2 separate regions of the Mus musculus genome follow, and region 1 is linked to region 2. The links are chromatin loops, found by intact Hi-C in ENCODE. Cell type or tissue: heart. All regions are shown on one strand. Links, peaks and the distances in the headings refer to the core of each region. The heading gives the core; the rest is flanking DNA.

Region 1 (10,111 bases), core at 2,039-7,038, 250 kb before region 2:
TATATAATGTATTGACTGAGAGAAAACTCAGGACACCATGTAGTAAGACACTAGGCTTTACTTAAGCAGCATACGATATTTGTGAGTAATGATGATCTTGTATGAAGGTAGGATGGGTTGTAGCTCATGCCTTTAATCCCAGTACTTGAGTGGCAGAGGCAGGCAGGCTGGTCTGTGTAGTTCCAGGATAGGAGGGAAGGTAGAACAAATTTTGTTTATTGCTATTCTAAACTGTTGATACTCTCCCTCATTTCCACTGCTTGCCTTTCGCCATTGTATTTACCATGGAGGAAGCCATTTTATTTTTCAGAGTTTGGGCCTTTAAACTATCTTACAGTTAAACTCTAATTCTAGCCTTGAGAAAATGTTCAGTTTTATAGGGACTGATTGAAATTGCTCCAATTCACAGGGTAATTTCATCTAGATGGTGGCACTTTAGAATACAAGTTTCCCAATCTCCATTTATCTTTTCTCTTTGAGAACAGTGTTTAAGACTATTAGGATCTCTTGATTAGTATCTCTGGGCTTCTGAAAATAATTGGCACAGTGTTACTGTTTTTTTAAATTGTCGTAATGGGTAGGTACAGCAGCGAGCACTGTAAATGATTAAAGGTCTGGGAAAGTGTAGGGTCCAGATTATTCGGCATATTAAAGAGACGGCTGGAAAGGAAACTCAGCCACTGCTCAAATGAAGTTTGTTAATAGTTTGGGGATTTTTTTCAATAATTTAGACTCTACTATTGTACCTGGAGAAAATTGAGATTCCTTCTTGAGGTTTTAGCTAGCCTTGGATTAAAAAATAAATACCATTTCCTAGTAGAATGAGGTACCAAAAATTAAGGTTCTACTTCCCTTTCCATGAAGGAAGCCCTTGGTAGTCACACCTGCCTTCCAGTGACTGACACCCAATACTCACACCAAGTCTGGCCCCTTTTAAATATAAATACCTACTAAATGAAAGGTCAGCAGGCAACTACATTTTTGAGTGTTAACTTGAAGTTGATACTAAAATGGATTGCCTTATTATCAGAAACACACTTGGCATGAACGTCTATCTTCTTTGAGACAAGTCTGATACAAAAAGAAGCCATCTTGTTTTGTACCTAACTAAATAGCTATTTGAAATTGACATTAAAGTTTAAAGCTTAATACCAACATTGATCGTCTTAACAAGTGAGGTGCTCGATAGAAGTAGCAAAATGGCTGGGTATCCTAGCACTTAGGAGGCAGAGGCTAGCCTGGTCAACTTAGGGCGTTTCAGGCCAACCAGGACTACATAGGGAGACCTTGTCTCGAGTAGCAGCTTGATAACATTCACCATTCTAAAGACGTCTAGGTTTTTCTTTGCGCTCAGTCTTCTGATATTAAATTTGGAAGTATTTTATTAAAGGGTCAGAATAGTATGTATGTATGTATGTATGTATTTATGTATTTATGTATGTATATATTCATTTATTTATATTGTGATTTTTAAGTCAGTGTTGCCCTTCAACTCACTCTAGCTTTTTATTCCTGTTCCTTTTGCCTACATTTCAGAAGTTACTATATCACAGGCCTGCACCACCATGCCTGGCCAAAGTCTGGGTTTCTGTTTTTGTTTTTGTTTTTGTTTTTTTTGGGGGGGGTTGTTTTTGTTTTTGACAGTATCTCATTTAACTCTGACTGGCTTTGAGCTCACAGAGACCCATTTGCCTCTATCTCCAAGGCATGGGATTGAAGGCATGTGTCACTGTACCCAACTGAAAACCAGATCCTTTTAAAAATACATTTATTCTATCTGTATGCATGCCTGTGCTTCACAGTCATTCTGGGTGCCTTCAGGGGTCAGAAGATGTTAGGTCTCCTGGAGCTGGAGTTAAGATGTTTGTAAAGCATTGTGTGGGTGCTGGGAATTGAACCCAGGTTCTCCGCAAAAGCAGCAATTGCTCTAAACTCCTGAGCCCAAATCAGGTCATCTTGATGCCAGAGGGCAGTTGTCCAATCTTCATAGTTCTTTCAGTTACTCAGCTAGCCATGGATTTGGGGTGTTTTGTTTTTCTTTCTTTTTTGAGACAGGGTCTTTCTATGTAGTCTTAGCTGGCCTTGAACTCAGAAATCCTCCTGCCTCTGTCTCCTGAGTGCTGAGAATAAAGGGGTGTACTACCACACACAGCTGAAAGATGTTCTAATTACACATTTGAGATCGGTTGTAATTGACTTTTGAAGATTATTTTTTTAGAATTAGTTTTTATGTGTGTGAATGTTCTGCCTATATGTGCATGTGTACCTTGCAAGCCTGGTGGTGCCACAGAAGCCAGAAGAGAGCAATGGATCTCCTAGAACAAGTGCTCTTACCCACTGAACCATCTCTCCAGGCCTGTGATTGCTTTTTCTGGATCTCCACCAAGTGGAGTCACTCGTTGATGGCAGAAGGTTGTGTTCTAACTTAACACCAGCCTTAAAAGAATCTCATAGGGGCTGGAGAGATGGCTCAGTGGGTAAGAGCACTGACTGTTCTTCCAAAGGTCCTGAGTTCAATTCCCAGCAACGACATGGTGGCTCACAACCATCTACAATGTGATCTGATGCTCTCTTCTAGTGTGTCAGAAGACTACAGTGTACTCATACACATTAAATAAACAAATAAATAAACCTGGGGGGGGGGAGAGAAAATATTATAAAGGCAGTGGCAACTGAAAAAAAGCCCTGTTCGGATTTCTGAGTTTGAGGACAGCCAGGGCTACACAGAGAAACCCTGTCTCGGGGGAAAAAAAAAAGCCCTGCTGTCTTCTATTAGATGATTAGAAACTCAGATCTATATTCAGCTTAAAAGAGTCGGAAACAAAGGCACAAAGCTTTTCTCCTCCCCAAAGGAAGTAGTTTGCTTAATGCACAAGAGCTACTGTAAGTCTTTGGTACAGGCTGCAATTGTTTTTTTATTTAAAAAATACATTAAACTTGTTATATCTACACCCTAATTTTGGTGTATTCAGATGTTTTAACCCTTGGAAGGGCGTTCCAGTGTTGCCATGCTTGAGATGTAGAAGTTGACGTCAGCAGGTAAGGTGTGCCTGAAAACCAGCTGAGAAGATGGTCAGAGTCTGTTGTGAAGAGGTGACCAGGAGAGCGTTGGTCTAATGCTGTGAGGGGAGGAATTTCTCCCTTGATAGCTGTTCTATGGGGCCACAGCAGAGCTCCACTTAAGATGAAAGTGCACTTCACTCAGGACTGGGATGTACTTCCTCTCCGCTCTCATGACTTATCCCATAGCACTCAGGTTGAATGTCCCCTTTGTAGAGATTTTGCTGACCCTGCCTCACTAGACTAGCTTTACTTCCTGTGTGCCCTAGTTGCCCTGTTTCTTGTTGGTGGCTGTCTGTGATTCCTGGATCTCACTAGAAGTTCCTAAAAGATGAAGACTGTCATACACACCCTCGTCCCACACCATACACTGCTCAGCACAAAGTGGACACCTAGATTCACACCTGTTCAGGACATTAGCTTGCTGAAGGTCCTAACTCTTAGTGGTAAAGCTGGGATTTAAATCTGATAGAGTGTATACCTGTTCTACCAACCTCATACATCCATGGCATGTGGCGAGCTTTTGAGTCCCATTAGAGATGCTCTTAACTAGATAGATAAGGCTTGGGCATTGGTACTTTAACAAGTATCCCAGCAAGGCACTTTTGACACCTAATTAGGAATTTTCTCACTGTGTACTATGTGGTCTCCCTGGGAAATACAGGCAGTAGGGAAGACTGAGAAAAACAGAGCTATACTTGTTAGTAGCCTTGATGGGATTGGAAGGGTTCTAAAATAGTTATAATAAATACAAATATATCAGATCCTGTGAAAACAACTATGGATAATTTTCAAAGATAGAAAATGTGTTTTGGGGGCTGGTGAGATGGCTCGGCGAGTAAGAGCACTGACTGCTCTTTCAAAGGCCCTGAGTTCAAATCCTAGCAACCACATGGTGGCTCACAACCATCCATAACAAAAATCTGATGCCCTCTTCTGGAGTGTCTGAAGACAGCTACAGTGTACACACATATAATAAATAAATCTTTAAAAAGAAAATGTGTTTTGGCTGGGTAGTGGTGGCACACAACTTTAATCCTAGCACTTGGGAGGCAAAGGCAGGTGGATTTCTGAGTTTGAGGCCAGCCTGGTCTACAGAGTGAATTCCAGGACAGCCAGGGCTACACAGAGAAACCCTGTCTTGAAAGACAAACAAACAAACAAATGTGTTTTGAAGGAGAGGCAGTTTAATAGGTTAAAAACTGTCAGCTTCTATGGCTTGGTATTTGAAAAGGAGAGACCTAGACTGTACACACCTATGTCTGGTGGGTTTACCTTTAAGCGTATCTATTTTGAAGCCAGAAATCAAGAAAAGACGAATACATGTTTAAGAAAAAAAAAATCTTAGGTTTGAGTAGTTTCTGGGGGCTAGTTCCTTACTAACTGCTCAAAACATTGAGTTTAATAAATCATGGTAGCTCACACCTGCGGTCCCAGCACTTGGAGGCTGGAAGGGAGGATTGATAGGAGTTTGAGGCCAGTTTGGGCTACACAGTGAACTTCAGGCAAAAATAAAAGTTTTTTACAATTAGCCAATAAGTGAACACTTATAAACTATTGCGTGACAGATTCTGTATTGGTTAGGTGCTTGCCTACAAGATGAGGAGCCCTGAGACCTGGGCATATTGGCACACACTTTTATTCCAGCATAGTGACCTGAGATAGCCCTCCAGCAGCCCTGTAAAAAATTAGTTGTGATGGCAAGGGGAGGTGAACATGGAAGAAGCCTAGAACTTGTAGCCAGCCAGCCCAGCCTAATCTCAAAGTCCTGGTGAGAGACTCCTATCTCCAACGTGGGTGGATCCTGAGGAAAAGTACGAAAGATTGACCTCTGGCCTCCACCTGCACTTGGATGCACACACACACTCTGTGTGTCTGTCTCTGTGTGTGTGGGGGGGGGTGGGTGGTAGATTGAAGATGGGGAGAGGGAAAGAGGTAAGTTCAATTCTAGCTTGGTGCACACAGTGAAAATGTGCAGGATGTGTGGTGAGAACCCAAATCTGGCCAGGAGTATGGGTACAGAAGATGGGCCAGTAGAGGGAGCACCTATGTTTTCTGTACTTGACCTGCCTGGGTCGTAGAATACTGATACTGGATTCCGACTACTTGATTCCCCAGGACTCCTTGTTAGCGTCTGACTGAAACATTTCTCTACCCTCTTTCGCGGCTCCATAGACCCTTTTCTACTTTCATGTCTCCCCACATACATGAATAAGTTTTCAACTATACATATGAGAGAATGTATTTTTGTCTTTCTGAACCCAGAAATAATTCCATTTCCATCTATTTTCCTGCAATGTCACAGTTTCAATCTTTTTTTTTTTTTTTTTGTCCTGAGACAGGGTTTCTCTGTGTAGCCCTGGCTGTCCTGGAACTCACTCTGTAGACCAGGCTGGCCTCAAACTCAGAAATCCGCCTGCCTCTGCCTCCCAAGTGCTGGGATTAAAGGCATGTGCCACCACTGCCTGGCTGTTCATCTGTTAATGGACACCAAGGCTGGTTCTGCACACTGGCAGTTGTGTATAGTACAGCAGTAAACAAGGACGTACAGCTGCCTCTGGTTTGCTGACACAGAATCCTTAGACCTAAAGAGTGGTCGTAAATTATAGCTGGGTCATATAATCAATGAACCTTCATACTACTGGTGTCTATGTTCTAACTAACACCCACACAACTCTCCCAATTTACCTTTTTAAAGAAAAATGATAGCCATTCTGACTGGGGTGAGCTAAAGTGTTTTTGTGGTTGTTTTATTTTGTTTTTGGAATCTGAGGGTATTGGTGCACATATCTATGGTTTACCTGTGGGTTTCAGAAGATAACTTTTTTCTTTTTTTTTAAGATGTATTTATTTCATGTATGTGTGTCCACTGTAGCTGTCTTCAGACACACAGAAAGAGGATCTCATATCCCATTACAGATGGTTGTGAGCCATCAGGTGGTTGCTGGGAATTGAACTAAGGACCTCTAGAAGAACAGTCAGTGCTCTTAACCGCTGAGCCATCTTTCCAGCCCTCTGAAAGATAACTTACGGGAGTCTGTTCTCTGCAACGTTTGGGTCCTGGCGGGCTGTAGAGAAGTTGTCAAGTGTAGTGACAAGTGCTTTTACCAGCTAAGCCATCTGCCTGGCCCTTGAGATAGCATCAGTATTCTGATGGCCAAGGATGTTGAACACTTCTGTTACTTCTAAATGTTTTTTTAGCACTGTACGGCAAACCACCCTCAAACTGCTGGTTTATAACAATTTATTCCCACTCATTATTACCTTTGTGGTACCTCTGGCACTTACATGACTGTTAGCCAAATGACTGATATGTTTGGCATTTGATACTGTCACTTGCTACACAGACATAAGGACCTAAGTTCTTATCTCCACCAGCTACCAAAAAGCTGGGTGTGGTGGGCAGTGTCTTTAACCTCAAAACTGAGAGGCAAAGGTTGGCAATACTCTATGGGCTCATTGGGTATTGACTAAAATGATAAGCTCTGGATTCAGTGAGAAAACCCTGTTTTAAATAAGAAGATAGAAAACTGACTTAAGAGGGCTGAGACATGGCTCAGTGATTAAGAACACTGGCTGCTCTTCCACGGGACTTGAGTCTCAGCACCCATGTGATGGCTCACAGTTATCTATAATTCCAGTTCCAGTGGGTTTGATGCTCTCTTCTGGTCTCCCCAGGCATCAGGCACACAGTGATATACAGAAATGCATACATATAAAATACTCATACACATAATATAATTTTTAAAATTTAAGTGATTGAAAAACACATCCTAATGTCAATTCCTGGCTTTCAGGCTTGGCCACACAGCAAGCACAACTTGTACATGCGTATACACTTGGAGAGCACACATGTCAGAAAGAAAAGAAAAAGCTGAATGTCCCTCCCCCCTCTGCCTGGCTCTGAATGTCTTTCTTGATAATAAGTAAATGGTTATAAAGAGAAGAAGTATAAATTTCCCGAAGACAACTCACTTAGGCTAAGTGAGCTAGGTATAGCAGCACATGCTTGTAACCCTGACGCTGCTGAAGGCTGCTGGTCTGGGTTCTTGGTCCAAGGACAGTCCAAGCAACAGGTGAACATCCCCATCTTAAAAACAAATAGGAAAGAAAAGAAGCCGGGCGTGGTGGCACACGCCTTTAATCTCAGCACTTGGGAGGCAGAGGCAGGCGGATTTCTGAGTTCGAGGCCAGCCTGGTCTACAAAGTGAGTTCGAGGACAGCCAGGGCTACACAGAGAAACCCTGTCTCAAAAAAAAAAAAAAAAACAAAAAACCAAAAAGGAAAAATGAGAGGATTATATAATGCTATAGCATTTATTTACTGGGGTTGGGATTGTATGCATGTATATGTACCCAATACACAAGTGCCTGTGTGGCCCGTTAGCTCCACAGGGTGGCATCAAGAGATGGTAGTAGGGCTTTGCCCCTATGTTTTGGGACAGGGTCATTGAGGCTCATACCTTGGTTAGACGGGCTAGTCAACAAGTCCCTGAGATCCTCCTGTCTCAACCTTTGGATGCTGGGACTATAGACACATACCACACTACCCTTTTCTGGGTATCCAAACTCTTGAGTTTCTTGAGTTTGTGTGGCAAAACTGACGCTCCGAACCTTCCATCTCCCCTTCATACACTTTCTTTTTCTGATGTACATACACAACACAATCTTTAACTGTGACATAATTTCAAGCTTTATTGTCAGGCTTTTGACCCACCAGAATTCTAAGCAAGATTCTAGAAGTATCATATTTTTTGCATGCATTAGGAGAAAAGTCCTTTTACATCTTGTGGCTCTTAAGTATCGAAGTACAAAACATACCTAAAGTTTTTTTAAGCTAAAATGTAACTGCACTATTTTCCTGAACTTTAGGTAGACTGTAGGATAATAAGAGCAATGTTTTTTTCATAAGACTATGTGAAGGCTGGGTGTATAAAAGGTACTTGCCCCCTGCAAGTATTGACACTCCAAGTTCAGTCTGAAAGTTAAAACTGAAAAGAGAACCAAATTCCCCTAAATTGTTTTTTTTTTTTGAGTACATATGCATACAGCATACATACATACAAAGAGGTTTTTTGTTTTTTTTTTTAAAGAATTATTTTATGTATGTGAGTACACTGTAGCTGTCTTCAGACACACCAGAAGAGGGCATCAGATTCCATTACATATGGTTGTGAGCCACCATGTGGTTGCTGGGATTTGAACTCAGGACCTTCGCAAGAGCAGTTGGTGCTCTTAACCGCTGAGCCATCTCTCCAGCCCTGTTTTTTTTTTAAAGACTTATTTATTATTATATGTAAGTACACTATATCTATCTTTAGACACACCAGAAGAGGGCGTCAGATCTCATTACAGATGGTTGTGAGCCACCACGTAGTTGCTGGGATTTGAACTCCGGACCTTCGGATGAGCAGTTTGTGCTCTTACCCACTGAGCCATCTCACCAGCCCACAAAGAGGTTTTTTGTTTTTGTTTTCAAGATAGGATGTATTTTTTTTTTTAATGTAGGCTTGGCTATCTTAGACCAGGCTGATCTCAAACTCAAACTGCCTGTCTCTGCTTCCCAAGTGCTGAGGTTAAAGGTGGTTACCACCATGCCCACCCAGCTTGAGAATTATTTGATGTCCATACCATGTCAGTGGTATACACTTGTGATCCCTGTACTGGGTAGAGACAGGAGATTCAGTAGTTGATGTCTATTTTTTTGTTAACATCCTGCTCTACGTGATGAGTACCAGCCTATGCAGAGAGACCATGGCTAAGAAAGAGGAAAAAAGGAAAGCTTCAGGTGTTTAGGCCATCAATTATGAAACTCTCAGTTATTTGGTGAATTACTGAGGAGTGTGTTCTTTGGTCTTCTCTGCTCTAGAATTTTCCTAATACAGTACCCAGCAATCATTTAAGTTTGCCAGAGGGTGTTAATTTTAATTTCATGTATGTGAGTATTTGCACTAATTTATGTCTGTGCAGTGTGTGGATACAATGCCTGCAGAGACCAGAAGAGGGAGTTGGATCCACTGGGACTAGAGTTATAGATGGTTGTGAGCTGCCATGTAGATGCTAGGAATTGAGCCTAGCTCCTCTAGAACAGAAGTGCTTAGCCTCTGAGCTATCTCTCCAGCCCCTAGCAATCATTTAAGTTGGAATGTTAGATTCCTACTACCAGATATCCATTTGCCTAGTCTCTCAGAAATTAATTTTGGCTTGTTCAGTTTGTGCTTATTTGATCATAACTGATGGTGGCCTCTGAGATGGACAGGACAGCTTTTAATAGAGGAACCAGGATGTACTAGAATGTGGCTCCCTGACTTTCGCCGATCTCTGGTCTGTTTTAATTACTTGTCACTCTGTCTGGTCAATGATACTTCCATGCCAAACTCGATGTGGATTGACTTCACATCCCATTCTCTTAAGTGACCTCTTGATAACCTTGTTTGGAGACAGGGTTTCCCTGTGTAGCCCTACCAGGCTGTCCTGAAACTCATTCTGTAGATCAGTCTGGCATCAAATGCAGAGATCCACTTGTCTCTGTCTCCCAAGTGCTGGGATTAAAGGCATGCAGCACCACGAGTCACTTATTCTTAATACTTTGGCCAGTTATGAGTCTGCAATATATACGGCCCACTGCAAAAACTCTGATTAAAGTTAAGGACACTGTCGATCTATGGGCAAAAAATAAAAAGAAACATAAAATTTTGAAGACAGTTTGACAGAGACACATCATGTCCATTGTTTCTATTTGTTGTTTATTTTAGGGATTTGCTTCAAAGTCTGTAATGTGAACCAGTTTCTCAGAGCAGAGTTTTTGTTTTTTCTTCAGAGGGTTTTAAGCCTAGCCTCCTGGACCATTGTACACTAGTGATTAGCCACTGGTCAAGGGTTGTACATAAATATATAAAAAGCTAGAAAACTTAGGCCTTTGGAAGAGACCAGTGTGTAGGTTGGGGAATGTATTCAATGTGTTCAAGTTATAAGTTTATCCTAGCTTTTACATAGCAAGATTCTCGTGTTTGTTTCTGTCCTTTTCTGTGGAAGGCGTCACATTTAGCTGC
Region 2 (10,111 bases), core at 2,824-7,823:
GTGTGATACCCTTTGTTTGGCCTTGAAAAAAAGTACTCAACATGTTGGTTATATACAATAATAAATGTCTGGAATTTTCTTTTCTAGGCTGAGGTGTATTTCAGTGGTAGAACACTTATTTGTCTGGTATACACAAAGCTCTAGGTTCAACTCCTTAGCTCCAACTTGGATGGAAATCTTGCAAAATAGAACTGACCAGAACTAAGGCTAGGAATCCAGTTCAGTGGCAGAATACTTTCTTAGTGTGTGCGACACCCCAGATTTTGGGATTGGCATTGAAAATGAAAAGTTTACCAAAACCTGTCTGTTTATACAAAAAATTTTTTGTATAAGTTTTTTTCTTTTATTGACTATTTTCTTTGTTTATATTTAAAATGTTATCCCCTTTCCAGGTCTTCCCTCTGGAAACCCTCTATCCCCTCTCCCTGCCTCTATGAGGGTGCTTCCTTGCCCACCCACCTACTCCTGCCTTCCTGCCCTGGCATTCCCCTACAGTGGGACATTGAGCCTTCACAGGATCAAGGGCCACTCTTCACAGTGATGTTCCACAAGGCCAGCTTCTGCCACATATGCAGCTGGAGCCCTGGGTTCCTCCATGTATATTCTTTGGTTGGTGGTCCAGTTTCCTGGAGCTCCACAGGGTTAGGCCAGCTGACACTGTTGCTCCCCCCATGAGACTACAACCCCCCTCAGTTCCTTCAGTCCCTTCTTCAACTCCTCCATCAGGGACCCCATGCTCAATCCAATGGTTGGCTGCAAGCATCCACCTCTGTACTTGTCAGGCTCTGGCAGAGCCTCTCAGAAAACAGCTATATCAGGCTTCTATCAGCAAGCACTTCCTGGCATCCACAATAACATCTGGGTTTGGTGACTGTATATGGGATGGATCTCCAGGTGGGACAGTCTCTGGATGGCCTTTCCTTCAGCTTCCACACTTTGTCTCTATATTTCCTCCTGTAAGTATTTTGTTCCCCCTTCTAAGAAGTACTGAAGCATCCACACTTTGGTCTTCCTTCTTCTTGAGCTTCATATGGTCCTTCCTTATCTTTTTTTGATAACTTTTGGTTGAAAGTTGATTCTATTTGATATTAGAATGGCTACTCCAGCTTGTTTCTTGGGACCATTTGCTTGAAAAATTGTTTTCCAGCCCTTTACTTTGAAGTAGTTTCTGTCTTTGATTTGACACTGAGGTGGGTTTCCTGTATGCAGCAAAATGCTGGGTCCTATTTAAGTATTATTGCTGTTATTTTTGTTATTAAAAGTGGAATTATGTTTGTGTGGATATCTTCTTTTGGGTTTCTTAAAAGATTACTTTCTTGCCTTTTTTAGGGTGTAGTTTCCCTCCTTGTGTTATCCTCTGTAGAGCTGGATTTGTGGAAAGATATTGCATAAATTTAGTTTTGTCATGGAATATCTTGGTTTCTCCATCTACGGTAATTGAGAGTTTTGCTGGGTATAATAGCCTGGGCTGGCATTTGTGTTTTCTTAGGGTCTGTATGACGTCTTCCCAGGATCTTGTAGCTTTCATAGTCTCTGGTGAGAAGTCTAGTGTAATTCTAATAGGTCTGCCTTTGTATGTTACTTGACCTTTTCCCCTTACTGCTTTTAATTTCTTTCTTTTGTGCATTTGGTGTTTTGACTTTTATACGATGGAAGGGATTTCTTTTCTGGTCCAATCTATTTTGAGTTCTGTAGGCTTCTTGTATGTTCATGGGCATCTCTTTCTTTAGGTTTGGGAAGTTTTCTTCTATAATTTTGTTGAAGATGTTTACTGGCCCTTTAAGTCGGGAATCTTCACTTTCTTCTATACTTACTATCTTTAGGTTTGGTCTTCTCATTGTGTCCTGGATTTTCTGGATGTTTTGGGTTTGGAGCTTTTTGCATTTTGCATTTTCTTTGACTGTCATGTCAATGTTTTCTATGATATCTTCTGCCCCTGAGATTTTCTCTTCTATCTCTTGTATTCTGTTGTTGATGCTTGCATCTATGACTCCTAATCTCTTTCCTAGATTTTCTATCTCCAGGGTTGTCTCCCTTCATGATTTCTTTATTGTTTCTATTTCCATTTTTAGATCCTGGATGGTTTTGTTCAATTCTGTCACCTGCTTGATTTTATTTTCCTGTAATTCTTTAAGGGATTTTTATGTTTCCTCTTTAAGGGCTTTTAGCTGTTTACCTGGGTTCTCCTGTATTTTTAAAAGGGAGTTATTTATGTCCTTCTTAAAGTCCTCTATCATCATCATTAGATGTGATTTTAAATCAGTGTCTTGCTTTTGAAGAAAGAAAAAGAAAATTGTTCTAGGTTTGCTCTTATATTTCTAACTTCAACATTCCTGGCCACCATGTATAAGCACAAGATATAACTGAGATGGAGAAACCGCAGCATTTGTGCATGTGTAGGAAAAACCCAGAGAGTATCTATAGGGTTTCCAAGCATCAGCTGGAAGGTTTGGAGCACATCATGATGAAGGGACTACTCTATTGGGATGTGGGTGTGGGTGTGGATGTGTGTGTGTGTGTGTGTGTGTGTGTGTGTGTGTGTGTGTGTGTGATAGAACTAACTGTACATACCTACTTAATAATTTGGTTTCTTCTAGTCTCTGCAGTTAACTTCACCACACAGAAATCTGAATAATGTCATTACAGCCACACAAACACTTTGGCATGCATAAATGAAAGTCAATTCCAGTAATACAACATCGACTTACCAATAAATGAAAGAGTCACTCTAAGGAAAAAGCAAATTATTAACAGAAGCCCAAAAATAAGCTTTCTGTACCTCTGTACCTGAGAGAAAATAAACTACCAAGAGGTTAAAATGAAAGTGATTCAATTTTGCTCTTGCAGACATATTCACAAATGATATTAAAATACATTTTAACATATGCTGAAATTAAGGACAATAAGTGTTTGTGGCTCATTTTCTTTCATATTCATTTACTATTATTAACAATTTCACTAAAATGATCTCTTAAAAGAAATAGTTTTGTAAGTTAATATCATCAGTAGAAGGACCTGCAGTCCCAGTGCTTATGAGGTAGAAAAAGGAGAGGCAGGAATTCATGGTCAGTCTCTCTCTCTCTCTCTCTCTCTCTCTCTCTCTCTCTCTCTCTGAGACAGGGTCTTACCATGTAGCTCTGGCTGTCCTGGAACTTGCTTTTAGATCAGACTGTCCTGAAACTCAGAGATCTACTAGCCTCCACCTCTGGAGTGTTGGGCTTAAAGGAGTGTGCTGGAGTTAAAGGCACATGCCACCATAACTGGCAGGAGTTATAATCGCTAATTTATTTTGCCATAAGTTTATGAAACAGATCTATTATCTTTGCAGAAATGCTGAGTTAAACATAAATGGAGTTATAAAAAAATCCAGTTCAATATCCTGAAAACATGCAAGGACTTGACAAGAGAGCCTACCCAAGGCAAAGGCTACCTGCTGCAGAGGAGCCAAGTCTGTGAGTGGTGCATGTTTTCAGTAAGGCTGTGTGTCAGCAAATAATGGGAGCAGAGCTCTCCAGTGGCAGCCCTCTTCCCCAGCAGCGTCAGGAGGTCCCCTAGAGTTTAGGGACCACCACTCAGGCTCAATTAGGACTCATGGGTTTGTTTTTCAAAAAGAATTCTGGAACTAAACTAAAGAAAGTGGAGGGTTGGTGTTTTTTTTCTTCTCTTTTCTTTTCTGTCAATTCTACTGGAACTGAGACTTAAGCGTGAGGTCAGGAGAAAGAGTGTTTGGAACTGCAGCTGGACAGAGAGCAAGGGCTTGGGGCCACTCAAAGACAGCCATGGCTGACTGTTTGATACAATAGTCATACGAGATTTTGATGGAGTTTGAAGTTACTATGTTTCCACAGGATGGTTCCTGGGCACATTTTGTGGCATTACAGTCAGTAGGAAAAGTCTGGTCCCCAGAGATGTTGGATAGATTTACTGTAAATAGTATTGTTTGTGATTTTTCTGGCAATGTCTGGGCAAAGGAATGAGAGCCTGCCTGGGTCATATATGTTCAGGCCGTAAGTTTGGGTTGTTGCTACTTTAACATGAAATATCTATGTCTGAAATGAATGTCAACTCTAGGTCAGCATCCTAGACAAAAATGTTGAGTTCTTGATTCTCACCTGCTGACAGGCTTTTTTTTTTTTTTTTTTTTTTTTTGATAGTTTCATTGTATAGCCCTGGCTGGCCTCAAATGCACAGAGATCTGCCTGCCTCTGCTACCTGAGTGCTGGCATTAAGTACTCTGGGATGAGGTCCCCTTTTCTGTCTTCAATCTCCCAAATTCCCTGTCTATCCTGCCTCAGGATGGCCCTAGTTCTGTTCTGATTTCATAGTCCAAGTTTCTTTTCCACTTCTAAGTTTCCCTCTTACAATAAAGTCCTTGGAAACTTTACGGGGGAGTGGGGGGGGGGGAACAAGGCAGAAAAATGTAGCAAAAGTGGCTTTCAGAAATGTGCTGTTAAATTGGAATTTGAAAGGGGAGACAGAATACTTGTGAACATAATCTAGTATAAGGGGAAGCATGACTCATTATGATAAATACTGGTTTTGAGACATTCAATGAAAGAGCTTGTGTAACCAGATTTCCTCTCAGACAATGGAAGGCATATTGAAAAGCCATGTAGTTAACTGACTAGTCTTGAAACAATCCTTAAACGCTGGTGCTGGTGTACAGCTTTATTCCCAGCACTCAGGAGGTAGAGGCAGGCTGATCTCTGTGAGTTCGAGGCCAACCCTGGCTAAAGAGTGAGTTCCGGGACAGCCAGGGCTACACAAAGAAACCCTGGCTCAAAAAGAAAAAAAAAAAAACACCCCCCCCAACAAAAAGCAAAGTAAACAAAACAACAACAAAACGGGCAGTTAAGAGCACTGAATGCTCTTCTGAAGGTCCTGAGTTCAAATCCCAGCAACCACATGATGGCTACAGTGTACTCATATACATAAAAATAAAAAATGAATCTTAAAAAAAAATACAGCAGAATGTTTGTACTTGCGCGGTAGCTTCTCTTTTTAAAGATATTGCACAGTTTCCTTTACTATTCACAGCGGTCCTGTGTAAAGTGCCCTGTGTCCTCTTGATCCACAGAGGGCAGTGCAGACACTGGGACCCACCCTGCTAAGGCCACCACTGGACTCTGGTGGGATCTTTGCAAGGTTAGAGGACTATCCTGCAGTTCAGCTGACTCCAGCTTGAGATTCGGTGGCCAGGAGCAGAGAGTGACTGCCTCTTCAGATTGCCCACAGGTTGCAGGGGAGTGCCAGCGGCTCTTTGGGGCGTCAGAGCGATCTGGGTTTGGATCCTCAAGCCCTGAGCAAACCCAAACCATTGAGCGTTACCTCTGGAAAATGTTTTGAGTCTGAATTTTCTCATCAATAGAGCATATATGACATTGGTTCTCAATATGTGGGTCCTGACCCTGTTAAGGGGGAGTTATCAAAAGACCGTTTTAGAGGGAGTATATATATCATGCACATCATATATTTACATTACAATTCGTAACAGTAGTAAAATTACAGTTATGAACTAGAAATGAAAATAATTTTACGGTTCGGGGTCACGACAACATGAGGGACTGTATTAAAGTGTGGCAGCATTAGGAAGGTTGAGAGCCACCGATCTATATTTTGCTTTATTTCATGTTTTACTGACAAATTGAAGACATGATCGCTTGGGTCACAGAAAGCATTAGTGAACTGGCAGCTCCAAATACCAAGGCTTTGGAACTCTGAGGAGTTCCTTGCTCCCTATTCTTTTCATTTATTTATTTTTCCTTGCTCCCTATTTTAATGGCACTTGTTTCCATGAGGTTCACGTGGAGGAAAAGTGAGAGGGATAGGAGAGAGTGGAGAGGTTTGGCAACCTCGCTTAGGTTGCAAAAGCTCAGGTCCCAATCGCACCTAGGACGCTCGCCTCTGCTCACTGCTTGGGGGACCCTGGCAAGAAAGCTCCTGGAATCCGGGAAGGGTGCTGGGAAGGAAAGCCTGGTAAGCAGGGGGCGGGACCCGGGGGCGGGCTTATGGAAAACAGAGGGCGTGGTCCGTGGCTCAGGGGCGGGGCCGCGGGCGGGGTCCAACAGAGTTTCTTTGCTGCGCGCGCCACGTCTCCCTCAGTGAGCGTGTGGAGGAGACGGCCGGGGAGGGAACAGCCGCGTGGGGCGGGAACTAGCTCCTCTCGCGAGAGTTGGCGACGGCCGCGGCGGCGGCGGCGGCGTGTCCGTGAGAGCGGCGTGGGGGCGGGGAGGAGAGCGGCGGCGGCGGCGGCGGCGGCGGCGGTAGCGGCGTCCGAGCTACGCCACACGGGGCCGGGGCGCTGGGAGCCGGGAGCCGGAGCGCAGCGCGGGGTCGTGGCGACGGCGGTGAGGGGAGCGCGGCGGAGGAGGCGGAGCCATGGCGGGCCAGCAGTTCCAGTACGATGACAGCGGGAACACCTTCTTCTACTTCCTCACCTCCTTCGTGGGGCTCATCGTGATCCCCGCCACCTACTACCTCTGGCCGCGAGACCAGAACGCGGGTGAGTCCCGTCGGCGGCCCGCTCTGGCGCGCTCGGGCGGACGCTCCGCTCCGCTCTTCTCCGCTCCGCTCCGGGCCGCGCCGTCCTGCCCGCCGGTGCTGCTCCGCGTCCCAGGGACGCCGCCTGGGCGGCGGGGCCTGAGGGCCGCTGTCCACGGGGCCGGAGCTCGGCGGCGATTTCCGGGGCTGTCCGCCCGCCTGCGTGGTCCGCGGGAGTTTGGCGGGGATCCGATCCGCATTGTTCTGGACGCCCCTCGCCTGCCGCCTCTTTGTCTCCCCAGCCTCGGCTTTGTTGGGTGTTCTTTCTGGAGGGAGCGGGCTGGGCTGGGACGGGGGGCGAGAGAAGAGTTGGCCGAGGGGGAATAAGAGCGTGTGGGCACAACTCCGCATCCTTCGCTCCCGTCACCCTTTCTCCCTCTTGTCCCGGTGTCCCCGCTGCAGCTGTTGGTACAGATGTTTGGGGGCACCCCTAAGCTGGGTGTCATGTTTGGGACTTCCAAGTGAGCTCACCAGCAGCCCACCCCGTCACTTCCTCCGGTTGCTTTTTTCATTTGTTCAATCACATCGTGGGGGTTGGAGAGCGCTGCCGTTATTCCTTTTATAAAAGCACAAATAGGATTTTCTCCGTTTCCTTTCCTCTGGAGTTTCCTGTTTACAACGGAAAAGTGCAGGCATGAAGGATTAAGCGGGATTCGTTGATGGAAGGAGGTAGTTGGTGGGGTCGCAAGCTCCTTTGCTTTTAGTTCTCGAGTCTTTCCACATTAAAGGTCGCGTCAGAACGCAACCCAGTGCAGTTTCCGGGGATGTTAGGTTTAAGATTGTAATGTTGGATTCTGTGTTGCACTTTACTAAGACATATGGCACCGGTTATTCTTAAAGCTGATGGCACTTACAGCAAGCGCCTAATGGGTTATTTCTGGTGGTGGTAACCATAATTAGTAGGTTTCGAGTATAACAGCGGCTCTGGGGGAGAGCGTTCTGTGTCTGCTAAGTTGCTTTTAGGTTGGGTGTGGTGATGATCTAAGTTGTCTAGGTTGTGCACTGCAGCTTGGGAAGAATTGTTAGCAGTGAAGCTCAGGACTTGTTACACTTTGAAGAGAGAGTTCAATGTCCTATAAAATTATCTAGTTTCATAATAGAACTCAAGTAAATTTAAGATAAAGAGCAAGCAACACTTGCATCTCTTTTGTACATTTCACAATAAGCGGAGTAGCAACAATTTACCCAAAGTTACTAGCCTCCGTCGTTTCTCATTCTGGGTTGCTTTATGAAATTTTCACTTCGGACTCTTGAGTTCTGTGTTTCCAAGTTTGTTTAGATATATATATATATATTTTTAAATCAGTGGCTGTATGTACTTTTGGTGTCATAATACAGAAAATGTTTTTTTTTTTTCCTTGACTGCTCGCCCACTTAAGCCAATTTTTTCAGTATTTTAAGTTAAATGCCCAGTGTGATGGCTCACAAATATTATTCCAGGCCTTTGAGAGGTGGAGGCAGGATGATTAATAAGAGTTCAAGGCCACTGACATAGGCTGCATAGTGAGTTCAAAGTCAGTCTGGCAACCTGAGAGATGTCCTCTCAGAAATAGGCCGGCAAGATGGCCCAGCAGGTAAAGGGCCCTGGCGCTTACCTGGCAACTTGATTCAGCTCCTTGGAACTACAGGTTGAAAGGAAAAACTGACTCTTAAGTAGTCCTCTGACGACCTCAGAGGACTACATCCACTCCCATACTTAGTGATTAAATAAAAAGAAAAAAAGAAACAAAAGCAACAAGGAGGGAGGGCCCACTTTTCAGTAGTCATTTGTTCACTGCTTTTAGAAGATAAAGGGGTGTTGGGATGGTGGGTTGAATATAAGGTCTTCTTTAAAAGGTGGTGAGGAACTTGGTATGGGACGGCACATTTCTTTAATCTCAGTACTTGGGAGACACAGGCAGGCAAAACTGAGTTTAGAGTCTTTGCCATATTTGATATGGCAACTGAACTTATTTTGTGAACATTATTAGTGGAATCTTTTTGTCTTGGTTTTAATGTTTTGAGTGGGGCTAAGTATACTTAATTCATACTCCTTTTAATAGCAAAAGGTCCTCTGGGCTCTTTGCATATTGGCTGATAAACTGGATCTATAGAATGACATGAAGGGTATAGATTTCCTTATAAGAGTGATTCTCAGGAGAGGCTACACGGTAAAGGAACTCAGGAACTCAGGGAGCTCGTATGTATATACGGTACTTTCCGTACTTTGTAACAAAAGGTCTAAATTGTAACTAAACTTGAGAGGGCTGCCCTGAGAACTTTCTTGGAATTGGCTTTTGCTGGAGTTAGTTGGGTAGTACATTTGTTTTGGTGTGAGCTTTTTGCTAAAAAACAAAACAAACAACCCCCCCCAACCAAACTACCCCTCCCAAACCAAAACCAACAGAAAACCAGAAATTAGGACCAGAGAGTTGGCTTAGTGGGTTAAAAGCATTTCCCCTATAAACCTGACCATCTGAGTTTGATCCTGGACCCTTTTGGGAGAACCAAAACTAGAAACTTGTCCTCTAACCTCACACATAGATACTGGTCTACATGGATATTACCATCATAGAATAAAAACAAGAATTAATGCCCTAACCTTTTTGATTTCCATAGCTTAAAGAATCACTTATAGAGCAGTGCTTAAAGCTCTGGTAGTTGAAAGTAATACTTTGTGTCAAGACAACTCAGATTTTGATTTTGATTTATGTGTATGAGTGTTTTGCCTACTTGTCTGTAGGTGTACCATGTGAGTGCCTGGTGCCTGAGGAGACAGAAGATGGTATCAGATCCTCAGGAAGTCAAGATAGAGTTATGTATGGTTGTGAGCCACTCTGTGGGTGCTGGAAACAGAGTCCCAGGTCCTCTGTGGGAGCAGAAAGTGCTCCCTAATTTATAAACCATCTCTCCATTCCCAAAGACAAGTTTAAATGCAGTTTATAAGCAGTATATTGTAGTTATCCATTCATAGATTCCAAAGTAGTTACTGTGATCTGAGTCTTTAGTATTTTAGACATTCTTAAAATTCTGAAATAGTTGCAGTTCCCTCAGCCACTTCCTACACATATACAGTTCCCACCAATACTGTACTGTGACTTTGTATGTGCATTGCCATTTTATTCTTTCTGTAAGCCTACATTTCTGGTTTGATTTAGTTTGGCCTCCCAAATGCTGTGATCAAAGGCATGTGCCACCACCTATGCACAGCCTATTTATTTATACCTTAAAAAATAACGTTTGAATGGTGTGTGTGTGTGGGGGAGTGTGTGTGGTGGGGGAAGGGTAGTACGAATATGTGAGGGTGCGTTCCTGTGGAGTCCAGTACAAGGTTTCAGATTCCCCTACAGCAGGAATTATCTACCAGGTAGTGGTGACCTGTCTGGTATGGGTGATAGGAACCAAACAGAGATTTTCTGGAAAAGTGAGCACAAATGCTCTTTTTTGTTTTGTTTTTGTTTGTTTGTTTGTTTGTTTTGAGGTAGGATTTCTTTGTGTAGTCCTTGCTGTCCTAGAACTTAATTTATAGGCCAGGCTACAAACTTTGCAGAAATCTGCCTACTAGTCTAATGAGCACTGGGGTTAAAGGTGT

What was found. Hi-C counts contacts between places; a loop is a spot of excess contacts. Peaks named below come from ENCODE experiments on the same cell type or tissue, not always from the same donor. Only the 100,000 strongest peaks of a DNase experiment are listed, where the experiment ranks them.
Region 1: it touches region 2 in a loop (2.4-fold over the local background); 2 of 42 quality-filtered maps call a loop at or near these places.

The regions. Positions count from the first base shown.
Region 1 is chr10:42,505,264-42,515,374 of GRCm38, forward strand. The region is part of intron 1 of Snx3 (sorting nexin 3); the gene reads left to right. Among named protein-coding and RNA genes, the nearest start is that of Snx3, 8.3 kb to the left of the region's middle. In heart, for the core only: a CTCF peak has its summit at 5,094 (motif pointing right); no DNase peak of the experiment used is centred there.
Region 2 is chr10:42,755,387-42,765,497 of GRCm38, forward strand. It overlaps Sec63 (SEC63-like (S. cerevisiae)), which reads left to right and starts at 6,110. Exons shown (of 21, transcript NM_153055.3): 1 at 6,110-6,502. The coding sequence starts at 6,379. In heart, for the core only: a CTCF peak has its summit at 5,058; DNase peaks (open chromatin) are centred at 5,125, 6,065, 6,795 and 6,885; H3K4me3 peaks cover 2,268 bases; H3K27ac peaks cover 2,005 bases.